Linked DNA regions of Homo sapiens: region 2 is linked to region 1. A link is an interaction called in ENCODE POLR2A ChIA-PET data of the cell type or tissue named here. Cell type or tissue: OCI-LY7. All regions are shown on one strand. Links, peaks and the distances in the headings refer to the core of each region. The heading gives the core; the rest is flanking DNA. Region 1 overlaps STRBP (spermatid perinuclear RNA binding protein). Region 2 holds the start of ZBTB26 (zinc finger and BTB domain containing 26).

Region 1 (2,922 bases), core at 110-2,609:
TCAAGGTGATCAAGGTTACTAGTTGGGAACACTCAACTGCTCATCTGTTTTCTTCAAAGACGTAAGAAAGGCACTACTTAGATATCCATAACCAATGAAGCAGCAGTAAAGGAGATTTCAAAGGATAACCTGTAAGTTGTATCAAGCTACTGAGAATACATAGTGTTTTTACAACCAGAGCAACTTATCTAACAAACTTAGTGAAAAGGGTTGAGCTACTTACAGATGAAAAGAAAAATTCAGGTACTGTGTCAAAGTTTTCCAAATCAATTATCTAGATTCTGATGCCAGCAATAGATCCAGCAACTGAGTCTTACTTCTCTTTCTGGGAGTTAGCTATATCAAAATGAAGGCACGAAAGCAACAGATGCACATCCTTTCTAAAGAGAATACTAATTTTCTTTTTATCAGAATCATCATCACCTGTATATAACCATCACACCTGCAAACGTTATACCAAAACCAAACAAATTTTCCTCCTGATCTCACTTCTCTTGGGCTCCCTGCTTATACTGAGGGAACCCCAGGCTGCCAATCAAGTAGGCTTGAAACCCTGTAGTTGTCAGGCTTGTTGCTCAGCCCTCACATTCAGTAGTTACCAAGTTGCAACAGTTCCAAGACATCCTTTCTTTCTTTTTTTTTTTTTTTTTTTTTTTTTTTGCTAGTCTTGCTCTGTTGCCTAGAGTGGAGTGCAGTGGCATGATCATAGCTCACTACGGCTTTAACCTCTTGGGTTCAAGCAATCCTCCAACCTCAGGCTCCCAAGTAACTGAGACTACAGGCAAGCACCACCACACCCAGCTACTTTGTTTCTATAAAGATGTGGTCTCATTATGTTGTCCAGGTTGGTCTCGAACTCCTGAGCTCAACTGATCCTCCGCCTTGGTGTCCCAAAATGCTGAGATTATATATATACCTACTTCCACTACCTATACCTATTTCCACTACCTTTATTGCTTTCCCCCCAAATTATTACAATAGCATTTTAATCAGTGTACAGTAAGTTGTCATTTAATGTACTTGATAGGTTCTTGGAAACTGCGACGTTAGAGGAAATAACATATAATAAAACCAATTTATCAGAGGCTAATTGATATATACAACGGTTAAGTTCTTCTTGTCACAAAAACATCACCAAACTTCTAAATAAAAACCAAAACGCTTGTAATATTAAACACTGAAATAAATGTGAGCTATATATATATGTAAGAAAAGTTAACAAAAAACAAGATGACTACTTAATTATTCCAGTTCAAGAATGCAGATGGCCAGAGCCTATCCCAACAACTCAGGGCACAAGGTGGGCACCAATCCTAGACAGAACACCATTCCGTCACAGCGCACACTCACACACACACCCTCACTCACTCATCCTGGGACCATTTAGACAGACCAATTAACCTAAACTGCGCATCCTTCAGATATGGAGGAAACCAGAGCACCCAGAGAAAACCCACACAGACATGGGGAGAACGTGAAAACTCCATGTAGACAGTGGCTCCAGCCAGGAATCTTTTTTTTTTTTTTTTGGTCAACATTATAATGAAACAACATCGAATGAAACATTATTCGAGAACCAGTCGTATTTATTTCAGTCTGTCTTTCCACGTAACATTGTCAAACTCATAAAGATAGTCCTGATAATGTCCTTTATCACTGGGGCTTTCAAACAGAGTAAGGCTTGAATTCCTTATTCCTGCATTCAAATCCTTCTATCAGTAGCTCCAACATTCCTCTCCAAACTTACGCTCTGCTAATTCCTTTCATATATCGTATCGTCAACAAAATGAACCACTTATTTTCCATACAAATCTTGAGCATTCTTATTTTGCTAATGCTATTCCCTCCATATGGAATTCTCTTTTCCATTTTTCTCATAATCCAGTTCTATTTGTTTTCCATGGCTGATACTACACACTACACACACCCTCGCTGAAATCGCTCTATTATTCCCCTCCACTAGAAATAATTTCTTGTTCTTCTGAATTCTGGATCACTCTCTCTTAGGTACTTACCTTTTTAAAACACACAAACACACACACACACACACACAGACACACACACCCACATCCCATACTATCAACTCCCCTAATAGACTGTAAGCTCATAAAAGTATAAAAGTCAGAGTCCATGAATACTTTATCTCTGGCTGGGCACACTGGCTCATGCCTGTAATCCCAGGGCTTTGGGATACCCAGGCAGGAGGATGGCTTGAGCCCGGCAGTTCAAGACCAACCTGGGCAACACAGCAAGACTTGTCTCTACAAAATAATTTGTTTTTAATTAGCCAGGCATGGTGGCACATGTCTGTAGTCCTAGCTACTCAGCAGACTGAATGGGAGGACTGGTTGAGCCTAGGAGGTTGAGGCTGCAGTGAGCCGTGATCACACCACTGCACTCCAGCCTGGGCAACAGAACAAGACCCTGTCTCAAAAAAATAATAATAATTGTATATATATATAACTTATACAAAAGATACATATTTATGCATAATTTATGTATATATATTTATTTACAAAATTGTATAGAATTATTATATCTATATCTTTGTATATCCCCATGCAACCAGCATAGTGCTTAATAAGGACTCAAGATGAATAAATTAATAAGGATACTCATGAAGAAAAACAGAAATACAGCAAAAAGACGACTTCAAGGCGCATAATATTCCAAAGAAAAACTGAAATTAAAACTTTAAAAAAATTAAACCTTTTCCAAGTATAGACTACAATTAATAAAATAGTTCATTCAAATACTCGGGTTCCTACTAAATGCCAGGCACTGTTCTACTAGGTGCTTGAAATCTACAGAAAACAAAACCAACAAAAATCCTTGCTTTCATGGAGCTTATATCAGGTGGAGAAAAAAAGGCAATAAACAATATAAGCAAAATATATCATAAGTGAAATGGTTTAAAGTGGT
Region 2 (2,922 bases), core at 308-2,807, 330 kb before region 1:
ATGCTGGACAGCTCTATGTGTCTGTCTCATTAGACCTTTAATTCAACATGTCCAAAAAATGAATTCATAATCTACACTAAGCTTATGGCTTTATTTCTGATAATGGCATTACCATCCTTCAGCTCAGAGGTCTAAAACCTAAGAATTAGATTTGGTCCCTCACACTTCTTCAGCATTCAGTTAATTATGGAGTCTTGACATAATCATCTCCAGTATATTTGTCTCCTTACCAATGACACCATTATAACTTATTTCAGGAATTTTTTGCCTCTCACTAGGCTGATCCCATTACCCCTTCAAAAGAATCTCCGATAAGCGTTCCTAACTTTTAGCTAAATGTCTAAATGCAGTTAATAGAAAGTCCCTTCTCTATGGGCTTTCTACAGAACAAAATGATTTCCTGCAGTGCAAATCTGACCATATCAATATTCTGTTCCGAACTCTTCAAAAAACTACCCATCTCCTTTAGGATTACACCATTCACCATCTGGACCTCGGTCGACTTTCCCAGTCTCATATCCATTCTGTGCATAGGAGTCCCCCCATTTCCTCCTCTTCCCACACAAGTTATGCTCAGTCATTTCTCCACAGTATTGCAACTGTCTTCCCTGAAAAACTCTTCAACACTTTACTCTCTCCAAGTACAATTCAGACATCACTTTCTTTCTAAAGCCTTCTCAGCAACGGCCCCTTGAGCAATTAACACATATGTGACTGATACATACATACATATATATACACATAGGAGTACTTATTTGTTCAGATCTGGCTCCCAAACTTAATCCCGAAAACTGGAACAATATCTTGCCAATCTCCAGTGTCTGGTATAGCGCCAGTAATATAAAAGGTGCTGCGACCAGTGGCCAAATAGGGGAAAACCCCAGCAAAAGGGTAACCTAGCACTCACAGTGGTTCTCAAAGACTGGCACTGAATGCCTGGTCTTGGGCTGGCTCCCGAGGCTCGTTTTCTTAGGGCCTCACCTCTGGCACTTCTTATAAGATGCCAGAGTCAGGCCCCCAAGCCAACTGCTGGGCCCTCAGCTGGGGTCCTATGAGGCGGTCCCAGGGGCATCCTCAGGCTCCCCACTCCAGTCACAGGGAAGGGAAAGGGGCGGGGCGCAGCGTGGGCCGGGCCAAGGGCTCCTCAAGTCCCCAGGGGCCTAGGCCAGCCTCTCGGCTCCCATCCCAGTGCAGGTCCCGGTTGATCCAGGGCCCCAGGGGGGTTCCATTTTGAGACACCCCGCACCCCAGCCCGCCGCTCCGGCCGTCTCCGCACTTACAGACCCGGGGGAAGGCCGCCGTCAGGATCCGGCACCGCCAGGAGCTCCGGCCCCTCGGGGCTCCGGGAAGGGGGAGGGGCAAGGAACCCGAGCCAAAGGGGGACCCAACGGAACCGGAAGGGCAGCCCTGGCCGGACAAAGACAACTTCCAGGTCCCATGGTCCTCTCCGCCAATCGGAAGGCTCGGAGGACAACAGGGGCCCCGAGAGGGAATTTCTGCGTTGTGGGCGGGGCGCAGACGGAGGGCACCGTACTCTGGGCACTAGCTTCACTGCCTACTACCCCGAGGTGCCTTAGCTCGTAAGCGTCTGTGGCTCAGGCCCTGTGCGCCTCGCAGGGACCCGCTGCTCGGGACCCCCGTCTCAGCGGCTCTTCTGTAGCTGGGCCTAGACGGTCCGCTGCCTCCTTGGGCCTGAAGGGCTCCTCTGCACTTAAACTTTGGTAAGTCTTTTTAGCCTAGGGGTGTAGACTCGTCGCGCGGGAGCCCGAAGAGCAGAAAGCTCTCCCCTCACTTTTGGATGTGTTTTTCAGGGTTCTTGCCTTGGAGTTCTTCCTAGGGCAAACTCTTGCACTCCCATGGCTTCCGTTACCTACTTCATGCTGACCATTCACAACCCAGGCAGCTACATGGACGAGATCTCCAGCTGTCCTGATGTGAAAGTACCTTTTAATGATCTCAAGTTCATCTCATCTCCTATCCAGACCGGAAAACTTGAGGATCCTTCTAGAGTTCTTTTCCTTGCCAATCCAGTTTACTGGTTTTTGACCATTCTTTTCGTTTTTGGTGGTGGTGAGGGGCTTTTTATTGAGGTAAAACATGCGTAATGTTTATTACTTTAATCATTTGTAAGTGTAAAACTTGATGGTCTTGAACTCTGGAGTTAAAGTGATCCACCCTCCTCAGCCTCCCAAAGTGCTGGGATTACATGTGTGAGCCACTGCTCCCAGCCTTTCCCTCTTTTTAATGTAGTTATTTACAACTATACATTTCACTTTGATCACTGTTTTCACTACAGCTCATAAGTTTTTGTATGTTGTGTTATTTTCATTCATTTCTAAGTATTTTCTAATTTCCCTTTTGATTTCTTCTTCTTTTTTTTTCTTTTTTTTGAGATGGAGTTTCGCTCTTGTTGCCCAGGCTGGAGTGCAATGGTGTGATCTCGGCTCACCGCAACCTCCGCCTCCTGGGTTCAAGCGGTTCTCCTGCCTCCGTCTCTAAAGTAGCTGGGATTACAGGCATGCGCCACCACACCGGGCTAATTTGATATTTAGAGATATGGAGACGTGGTTTCTCCGTGTTGGTCAGGCTGGTGTCGAACTCCCGACCTCAGGTGATCCACCCGCCTTGGCCTCCCAAAGTGCTGGGATTACAGGTGTGAGCCACCGTGCCTGACCTTGATTTCTTCTTTGACCCAGTTGTTAAGAGTGTTGTTTAACTTTCAGATATTTGTGACTTTTCCAGTTTTCCTTCTGTTATTAATTTATAACTTCATCTGTGTGGTCCGAGAAGATACTTTGTATGATATCTATCTTGTAAAATATTATGAAACTTGAATTGTGGCATACAGTCTGGTGAATACCTCATGTGCTTTAGAGAAGAATGTGTATTCTGCTCTTGCTGGGTGGAATGTTCTGTATATGT

What was found. ChIA-PET counts read pairs that join two places held together with the same protein. Peaks named below come from ENCODE experiments on the same cell type or tissue, not always from the same donor. Only the 100,000 strongest peaks of a DNase experiment are listed, where the experiment ranks them.
Region 2: POLR2A ChIA-PET joins it to region 1 with 28 read pairs; 2 of 35 experiments call an interaction of 5 or more read pairs at or near these places.

Annotation. Positions count from the first base shown.
Region 1 is chr9:123,255,386-123,258,307 of GRCh38, forward strand. The region is part of intron 1 of STRBP (spermatid perinuclear RNA binding protein); the gene reads right to left. Among named protein-coding and RNA genes, the nearest start is that of STRBP, 12 kb to the right of the region's middle. In OCI-LY7, for the core only: no CTCF peak of the experiment used is centred there; no DNase peak of the experiment used is centred there.
Region 2 is chr9:122,930,157-122,933,078 of GRCh38, forward strand. It overlaps ZBTB26 (zinc finger and BTB domain containing 26), which reads right to left and starts at 1,356. Exons shown (of 2, transcript NM_020924.4): 1 at 1,281-1,356. It also overlaps a transcript of RABGAP1 not described here. RefSeq lists a silencer at 1,128-1,467. In OCI-LY7, for the core only: a CTCF peak has its summit at 819; DNase peaks (open chromatin) are centred at 925 and 1,455; H3K4me3 peaks cover 2,500 bases; H3K27ac peaks cover 1,992 bases.